Regions from separate parts of the Mus musculus genome. Here region 1 is linked to region 2. A link is a loop called in an ENCODE intact Hi-C map of the cell type or tissue named here. Cell type or tissue: heart. All regions are shown on one strand.

Region 1 (5,000 bases), 160 kb before region 2:
CACAAAGAGATGTGTGGAATGGTATTGCAGCTGAGGGTTAGCAGCAAGAAGTGTATCCAGTGATGGTCCCAGACTGTGGCAAGTTATCTGTTTCATGTTAGTGCTCAGTGTCCTTTGCCTTCAGAAAGTGAACTGGTGACATGGCCGTGGGTAGCCATAGCTCAGGCCCTTGAACATGCTGTGGAAACAGTTACTTGTGATTTTCACTAAGCTCTCAGTGAAATGTTTGTTTATTCAGTTTTGTTTTCTGCAGAGCAGGCAGATTTATTAAGGGAAAGTGAGAAAAACTCCCAACAGTGGGAGGAGCTGAAGTGAGGAAAGCACTGTTCATTCATTTTTTTACTGTAGACTATAAGCTACTAAAATGCTAGCAGTGCATTTGGCTCTTGCTAATAATAATTTGGCAGATAATGTTATAGGGTTTAGTGTCAATCTGTGGATTCTCCATCCGTGGGTCCATCCAACAGCAAAGGGAAAGAGGACAAGGTGCATTCCAAATGTACACAGACCCTTTCTTCTACTATTCCATAAATGATAATTTGATATCTACTTACATATAATTTCCATTAAATTCAATATGTCCTGTAGAAGTGATTTACAGTAAATAGGAGGATGTGGATATGTTTTGTGAAAATAATGTGCCATCTTTATAAGGCCTTGAGCATGTGCAGATTTTAGATTCAGATTAAGATCTGGAACCAACCCCCAAAGATACCACAGGAAATCTATCATGGCAACTTAAGACTTTTTGAAATACTGCATTTATCACTACTTTGAAATTGCCATAATTAGGCCTGCTAATATTACTTAATGTATCAGTCGAGGTGTGCATACTTGTTTCCTAGATCTTTGGAGGTAGCAGCAGGAGGAGAATGAGTTTCAAGGTCATCCTTAGCTATGTAGCAAGCCTAAGACCAGCCTGGGCTACATAAAACCCAAAAATCTAATTTAAAAAAATGTAATGCACCGACAAGGCATATATATATATTACTATGTCACAGCATTAAAGATTTTTTTCCAATCCCACACACTTTACCTTTTAAATGAATAGTTTTCACTTTATAGAGTTGTGGCAGAGATAGTGCAGTGCTTCTATATACTCTCCATCCAGCTTCTCATTTTAGTGTTCTCTGTTAGTATGGTCTGTCTATCTCAACAGTTGTCCAGATGCTGACAGGTATTTTCAGTAATGTCATTGCTCAATATGGATTTCTCATATTTTCCTTAATGTCTCTCTCTCTTTTTAAAAAGCGATATTTAGTAATCATGTCTCTTATCTGCATACTTGTTTCTAACAACGTCCCCAAACTTCCAGTTTAAATGATCCTGGTAGTTTTGAAGAATAATAAGATATTTTGTAGCATGTCTCTAAGTCGTGATTGTTTGATGTTTCTCTCATGGTTAGGCTGGTTTCTGTGTTTCTGGTATGAAGGTGAGAGGGGTAAGAGTGCTTCATTGTGTTCTCTATCAAGGGTCTGTTAAGCTGACATAATGATCACAGTTGTTAACCTTGATCATCTAGCACAAGTGTAGGCCTTTTCAGGTTTCTTCCGAGGAAAAGTTACTCTTTTTCCTCCTTCAGAACTGTTCTTTGGAAGTGTAAAAGTGCAGGCCTCTTTTCCTCTCTCATTGCTAGGTTCACGATTAAGACAAAGGACAGGTTAACAAGAAAAAAAATGCACATTTAAGTTTTACATAAATGGCCCAAAGAAACAAATAACCTTGTGGGGTTTTTTGTTTTGTTTTTAAAGTTAGGTTCAGTAGAAATAGTAGGTAGTAATGGAGAAGTATGATTGAATAACAGGAGTGTGATCTTGTAATAGTCCATGAGGGAACTTAGCAGGGTGAATCTGTTTACATTTTCCCCTGGATCTCTTGATCTTGCAGGTGTGCACTGCCATGCCAGGCACATTTTGTAATTTCTATAGGCAGATCTATTTATGGTCATTTTAAAGTAGTGATAAGTACAATATTTCTAGGCATCTGTGAGAGTATAATATTGGGCATAGGGAGAACACCAACAGCGAGGTCTGTTTGAGTGGGATAAGGGTGGCGAAGTATCAGGGTGACTTCCTAGGTTGCTTGTTTTGCTTTAGGGTTGAAGCAAGTGGAAGGTCAAAGTGGCTTTCCTGATGGAGCTACATGCCAAGATGCTGTGTTTTGGGGCAGTGTGCCCCAAACCCTATCAAAAGAAATCCATTCTACACTAACTATATACTACTACTGAAGTGTGGACTATCTAGAATTATTTAGAATTCTGTGTATTTTGTTTTATGCATGTAAAAACTTTCTGAGAACAAAGCATTATGATTCAGCACTTTATGAAAAGGATCTGTGGGTCACAAAACTATATAATTCTTGTGATGGGGGCTTCTGTGGCCGAGACATCCCCTTTGGTTTTTCAGCAGGTGACATTAAACATTTTAGCTTGTTCTTTTTGACCTTATCTGCTTTGTCCTGCCTCTTATCACATTCCTCTGTGCCTTGTGCTCTGACTCTGTGTAGCTCTTTGTGACCCTGTGGACAGGTTACTGTTCTATTTTAAGCCAGGGTACTTCTTGTAGAATGTCCCATTAGAACCAGAGTGCTTCGTTGATTATCTGTCTGGGAAGCTTTCCCTAGCCTTTACTAAACCATTTTACATTTACCCATGCTGTTGTCTGTTACTTTATCTGCTGGGCAAACTGCAAGCTCTTTGAGAGCCAGTTTATGAACTCACTTTATTTGCCACTTATTCTTTTTCCTTTACTTGTTTTAGGGAGTAAGTTCCTTTTATGTATCCAGGCTAGCCTCAAACAGTTCTCTTCCCCAGCCTCCCTAGTTCTGGGATCTCAGGCGTATGCAGCTGTTGTTTATTCTTCATAGTACAATTATCTGGTGTATAACTGGCCTGCAGTGATTTTTAAATTCTTATTGAATGAAGAATTAAACACATTGGGGAAGATTATCAAATGATTTTGAGTTACTTTGTAGAAATATTAGGAAAACCCTCTTTTTTTGTTTTCAATTTTTTTATTAGATATTTTCTTTATTTACATTTCAAATGCTATCCCGAAAGTTCCCTATACCCTCTCCCCGCCCTGCTCCCCTACCCACCCACTCCCACTTCTTGGCCCTGATGTTCACCTGTACTGGGGCATATAAAGTTTGCAATACCAAGGGGCCTCTCTTCCCAGTGATGGATGACTTGGCCATCTTCTGCTACATATGCAGCTAGAGTCAAGAGCTCTGGGGGATACTGGTTAGTTCATATTGTTGTTCCACCTATAGGGTTGCAGACCCCTTCAGCTAGGAAAACCATCTTTTAATGCTCATTTAGCGGAAAAGAATATAAATGATTAAGACACATAGGATAGTAGAATAATAAAAAACATGTTATTATTATTTTAAAAGGCAAGAAAGACCAAATTAAAAATATTAGTAGTTTTATTTTCTTTCTTCAGTGGATTTGCAATATTTCTTGGTGCATTACTCTTAATGTTGGCTCTTTCACACATGTATAGTTTTATTTTATACAGTGTTTAAATTTAGGTTTTATTTCAATATACACTTTACTTGAACAAAAGCATGGTATCTACCTGTCTGTAAGTCCAGCACTTAGAAGACTGAAGGAAGAGGATCTTGAGTTGGAGGCCAGCCTGGCCTACTAATAGAAACTGTTGTAAAAGGTTACAGATAAGCTGATAGGCCCTTTCCCCAAAACCCCAGTTTTTTTCCCCAAAACCCCAGCACTAATGTTAACAGGAACCTTTATGTAGCACTGGGTCTTGCTGCGTTTCACTAACTCCTTACTCAGAAAAACACTTACTTTGGTTTTATTGAATTTATTTCTTTGTGTTCACCCTTAGGTATACTTTACAAACATTTATTGTGTGTGTTTATACACACAAATAGCACACTCTTTGTGGAGATCATATGGCTTCTGAGAATTGAACTCAGCTCATCAGCCTTGGTGGCAAGCATCTTTACTCTCTGAATTATCTTGCTGGCCACTGAGCATACTTTTGAGACATGTCTGTATGCTTCCTAAAAGTATTTTTTAAAAAACTTATCTTCTTGTAAAGAACATTATCATTTATATAGTTCTTACCATTGAGTATGGAGTGTGTGTGTGTGTATAAAACAATAGTACAATTGTGGAGGAAAAGGAAAATCAGTTTTTCTAGAAACATTTTTGACAAGAAATTAGGGTAACAAGTTGTGATTAAATTTAAGCAATTTAAATATTTAACAAGTATCTCAAAGTTGTGGGTTTTTTTTTGTAGGCTAGATACCTCCTGGGGGTGTCATTATCTAACTCCTGAGGATTCTTTTTTATTAAACGCTTGGGAATTACTGGCTAAATATTGAAGACGGAGAAGATTAGAGAAGAAAAGACTGAGAAAACATTTAAGCAATATTTTAAGTATGATCTGAGCCTTGGGTGAACAGGAAGTCTTTCTGATAATAGAGAAGACAGGATAGGAGTTCTTTAGTGCAAGCAACTCATTAGAGTGTAGCCTTAAGGTTTGGTGAGAGCTGTCTGTTCACCTCTAGTCAATTTGCTAGATACTTAAAGGCCCAGACATTTAATTTTTCTCAACTATCCATCAATTCTAGGCAGATTATCTATTTTCTTATTAAATATTACATAAAGAGTGTATTGACATTAAGACTGGATAGACAGTTTGTGAAGAGGGTTTGTGTAGTTGTGCACCAATTTGTAAATATATTTTGTTAATTTTTTTAGTCTTATTTTACTTACAGTATTTTTCTCCTCAAACCCTCCAATTTACTCCTTCCTGTTCTCCTTCAAATTGTGGCCTATTTGTTTTCAATTGTTACTGCATGCACATGTATATGTATATATAAAAATATAAATTCCTAAATAAAACCTACTGGGATCATGTGATGTTACTTGGGTGTGTTTCCAGGCCTGGCAGTTTGGCACTGCACTGCTTTTTGGTGTGTTCTTCCTGGGGAGGGCCACCTCTCCTACTGTCAGCTTTCCTCAGTTGCCT
Region 2 (5,000 bases):
TGTACTTCAGATAGAATGCTGGCAGGTCCACGTGTAGGCTGAAGGTCAGAGAAACTCTCTTCTACTCAAGTGGGCAAAAAGGGCAGAGACCTGCAAATATGGTCAAAGTATTTGTAAATATATTTTGAGTCTGAGATTTATTGCTGGGCACATGGGGCTGGGAGGAAGAAGCTGACCTAACTTCTAAACATCTTTTTAAAATTTTTACCAGTCCTAGTCTTAGGTCAGAGGGTGGGAAGTAAGAAGTAACAGGACAGTTGACACTCCAGATAATCCCTTTATTATATTAGCTAAAGATCCCTGTCATTCAGACTGTATCATTCCTGTCTCTTCCTAGTTGATTTCACTTCTAAACTTTTGGTTGTTTCTTCCAAATTTATGGGAAAAAAAGCCTTCCTCTGCTCAGGTTTGAGGGATGGCAAAATCCTTCTTATAGTCCAAGTATGAGTGCTGACAAATGATTGACCTTTAGCTAAAACCAGTGCGTGCAGAAACTACTGACCACAAATTCTTTCACTCAGATGATTGGAACCTGAGACTGCTCCCTGATAAAGAATGCCTCCTGGGATTAGCTAGTTCGTGTCCTTCATGTTCAGCTGTGGACAATATAACTCACCTCTTATATTTAAGTGTACAAAATAAAAATATTGAGTTTCCAGACTGCTACTAGTATGTTTCCATTAGAATGCATGACCCCACCTAATCCCAGCCTCTTTGTATGTCTGTCTGTGTGTATGTTCTTTCTTCATTCCCTCACTGGCCTCAGCAGGTTTCTAGGACCCAGCTGCATAGGTTTCAGCTCATCATGACCTTCCTCTCTCTCTTTCTGAGTCCCACCTATATCTTAGGTGACCTTGTTCATAGTGTGCATACACAGGAAGACAATGGTTATGGCTCTCAGCTTCAAGTTCAGCATTACTCCTTCCATTCTGTGAGCTTCAAAATCCACACGTATGTTCACATTAATATATCCCAAGTCCACGAACCCACACGACCTTCATTTTCTCTCTTCTCATCCCCTGATATAACCTTTGCAACCTCATCGTGGTCCTCTTGTAGGTAACCAAGGGCCAGCGCCTGGACCTCAATATATAAATGTTCATTTTGAGAGTCTCCTGGCTGTCACTGGCATCCTGTGCTCAGCTTCCTTCACTTGCCATCGGATTTTCAGGGGTCTGCCCTTTGGCTTTCTGTGACTCAGTTTTCATGGGGCTCTAGAGATAACTCTCTTCTGACAAGATCTTCACTTCCTAGGTCCAGGGTCTTATGTGATTTTATATCTTGTGTTCTCAAATCAAAATAGGAGAAATTGACTTTGGTAGCTGAAAGTTTCAAATAAAGTGATGCTGTGGAATAGAACACTGGGGGTGGGAGTAATAATCATGACGGTACTTTTGTTCTTTCTACTGGTTTCAGGAGTGACATTCTTTCCTTTTGCTAAAAGGAAAACTGCAGTGCCATGCTAACAAAGCAAATGTTATGCATCCCATTCAGAGGCAGGATCCTATAAAAGCTCAGAGTTCTGATGTTTGAAGCTTATTCTGTATGTGATATTTTGTTGGCATTAAGCACCCATGTGTATTCCAATGGAGGTTTGAGTGAAAACCTAAGGTTTTACGACCCAGAAAACTCTGTCCTTGGGGATAATATTCAAGGAACATCATGATCTTCCATTGCCCGTGAACCAGCCTAAAAGTTTAAGCAAGGGCATGATTTGCAAAATACCAGCTCTAATTTTAGAAGGAATAAGATGGGGAACAGGCAGAGATGTGAAGTTTAATCAAAGTGCTATCATTTGGAGATGTTAATGAGCCAGTTATCAGGGACCTGGCAGGTCTGGCACATTTGACCTCATTATCTGGGGAGGCACACGATGTTGGATCCAGGCTTCTGGTCACCAGACAGGTGATCCAGAGCCATAGCTGCTGAAAGCCTGTTGGAAACACAATTCCAGGATTCAAGAGGAGCCAAGAAGCCTCTCTACACACTCCACATAGCATGTGATAATGATGTCTATCATACCAGAACAGCACCTGCTTTTTCTCTGACCATTACGCTTGGTACTTGGAGGCTGCAGTGCATGACTCATTATGCAGTAAACACAATATTTATCTTGATTTTAGATTTTTACATTTTTATTTCTTTTGAGAATTTCATGCATAACTTTTATATAATTTCTACCCCCTCTGTTGGCATATTTTTAAATCCTACATTATTGGGTTCTTATATCTCTACCTCTCTTCCAAGCCTTACTTCATCCTAATCCCTTCCAACGCCCTCCTCCCAACACTAGGTAGGAGAGAAAGAAATTTAGAGGGGAAAGGGTTCTCTGCTGATTAGGGGCATTGGATCTCTTGGAGCAAGTCCAATCTTTGTCATCAGAATATCTGACAATGCAGCAAACAAGCAAACCAGCAATCCAGCAACATGAAAAGCAGTAGTAGCATCATTAATAGTGTGAGCAATTGGTGCCTGCTTATGGGACTGGTCTCAATCGATCATTGGTTGGCCATTCCTTCAGTCTCTGCCCCATCTGTGCCCCTGCATTTCTTTTGGACAGGACCGATTTTGGATCAAAAGTTTTGTAGGTGGGTTGGTGTCCCCATCCCTCCACTGGAGGGGGGGTCCTGTCTGCTATTGGAGGTGGTCTCTTCAGGTTCCTTTTCCCCACTGTTGAGCATTTCTGCTAAGGTGACCTGCATTAACTCCTGGGAGCTTCCCTCATCCCAGGTCTCTGGGACTTCCTAGAGAAACCCCCAACCCCACCTAGCTCCCCAACAGTTGCATATTTCCATTTATTCTACTGGCCCTCTGGGACTCTTTCCTGTCTCTCCCCATGACTGATCCTGTCCCCTAACTCCATTGCCCTCCCTTCTCCTTCCCAGGTCCCTCCCTCCCTCTGCTTTCCATTACCATTTTGTGCTTATATACAGGAGCCTAGCAGAGCAGCCCTTTGAGAGGATCTACCCAGGAGCTGACTGAGACAGCTGTAGATACCCTACAGACAAACACTGGACAAAGTTCAGAATCCCCTATGGAAGACGTAGGGAAAGGGTTGAAGGCTCTCAAGGAAATGGGAAGAAGAACAGTATCAACTAACCTGGACTCCTGGGAGTTCCCAGAGACTGTACCAACAACCAAAGAGCATATACAGGCTGGGCTGAGGCCCCTACACATATGTAACAGAGGGTTGTCATTTCTGGCCTCAGTGGGAGAGGATACATCTAATGTTGCAGAGACTTGATGCACCAGGTTGGAGGGATATGGGAGTTGCCCTCTCAGAGGTGAAGGGGAAGAAAATGAGGTGGGGGGGGGTAACTCTTTAGTGGGGACCTGGAAGGGACAGCATTTGGGATGTAGATAGATAGACAGACAGATAGACAGACAGACAGACAGACAGACAGACAGACAGACAGACAGACAGATAGATAGATAGATAGATAGATAGATAGATAGATAGATAGATAGATTATTAAAGATAAGCAGCAGCGGGAACCAGCAACAGCAGTGAGGAGCTGCACCATCTCAGGGCTCTCACATTTACATTCTCTTCAGAGTCCTCCCGAATTAAACTATCTGCTACTGTCAAAAATCACACAGCACCCGAGCACAACACAATCATAGTTAACAGCTGTGGGCAATCTGAAGCAGCCCCCTATTCCACACCTGGGATTAAAACAAAAACATATTCACACACCATAACTGGGTTTTTAATTTGTAGCAGATGTGAAGCTTGGCCTTCATGTGGGTCCCCTAACAGTTGAAGTGGGGTTTTGTCTGACTCTGGTCCCTGCCATTGGATCTCCTTCCCCTAACAGGCTTGCCTAGTTGGGCCTTAGTGGAGGAGGATGACCTTAGTCCTGCTGCAACTTGATACCCTAGGGTAGGGTGGTATCCCAGGGTGGATTCCCCTTCTCTGAGGAGAAGGGGAGAGGGCAATGAGAGGAGAGATTCATAACGGGAGGAGAGGAGGGAGGTGGGGGCTGTGACTTAGATGAAAAGTGAATAAATAAAATAAAATAGAAAGCAAAACTTTCACTACTCCCTTCCAACTCTTCTCATGCTCTCACTCAACTCCAACTCACTCTCAAATTGATGACTATATATGTCATATATCTGACATATACACATGCAGATACACGTATACATATATGTCTATATATACATCATATACATATTCTACTGAGTCTATTTTGTGTTCCCATATGTGCACGTGTTTAGGGTTGATCACTTGGGACTGAATAGCCGAAGGAGATTTTTCCTGTTCAGCAGCTACTGATTGTCAGGTTGCCTTCAGCTAGGGGTGGGGTATCAAAAAAGTTGCAGGGTGTTTCTGCTCTGTCTGGTTTCTGAGGGTGTCCCTGGTGCTTGGGAAGGCCAGCCTTTTCTTCAGAATGGATTCAGTGAGAGTGGGAGGTATTTCAGAGCTGCCGAGGGTCAGTTGGGACTTGAGAGGCCAGAAGAACACGGAGCATCTCTACCAGCGCTCCTTACTGTTTACTCTTGTAGCTGTCTACTTGGCATTAATATTGAAGGCCACAATTTTGGGAGTTGACCTGCTATTTAGTAGAGAGGTACATGTTTTGAAGAATTCTTAAGATACCCATAGATCTAAAATGATTTTACAAAGATGCTTCGTTGTTTTCTAATTAAGCATTGGTAATTGGAGAGGCTTGTGGCATCAAGAGCATCTTCTTTTAAACTTTGACCAAATAAAACAATTCATCTTCAAAGAAAAGAATTGCCTAAAGGCCCCCAAATGATGTTGCCCTCCCTGCTCAAGAACGTCATTGTTAGCAATGCGGAAAGCTTCCCCCAGGTTAGACCTTCCATCTGCAGGCACAAATGGAATACCTTTACTTCTGTTTCCTCTTTGGACAGCCCCCTCCACTTCCTGCATGCACCCCCTGCACCTCCCTGAGAATCTGAAATGGACCCAAGTCATTCTTCATCTGTTCAGGAGTCCAGGCAATCCTACTCAGGGTATTGGCTCTTAGCTT

What was found. Hi-C counts contacts between places; a loop is a spot of excess contacts. Peaks named below come from ENCODE experiments on the same cell type or tissue, not always from the same donor. Only the 100,000 strongest peaks of a DNase experiment are listed, where the experiment ranks them.
Region 1: a loop joins it to region 2, with 9 times the contacts of the local background. A loop is called at or near these places in 5 of 42 quality-filtered maps.

What each region holds. Positions count from the first base shown.
Region 1 is chr10:53,330,481-53,335,480 of GRCm38, reverse strand. All of the region lies in intron 3 of Cep85l (centrosomal protein 85-like), which reads left to right. Among named protein-coding and RNA genes, the nearest start is that of Pln, 4.7 kb to the left of the region's middle. In heart, no CTCF peak of the experiment used is centred here; no DNase peak of the experiment used is centred here; H3K4me3 peaks cover 394 bases; H3K27ac peaks cover 3,819 bases.
Region 2 is chr10:53,173,080-53,178,079 of GRCm38, reverse strand. No RefSeq gene overlaps it. Among named protein-coding and RNA genes, the nearest start is that of Gm40649, 5.6 kb to the left of the region's middle. In heart, no CTCF peak of the experiment used is centred here; a DNase peak (open chromatin) is centred at 1,909; H3K27ac peaks cover 1,946 bases.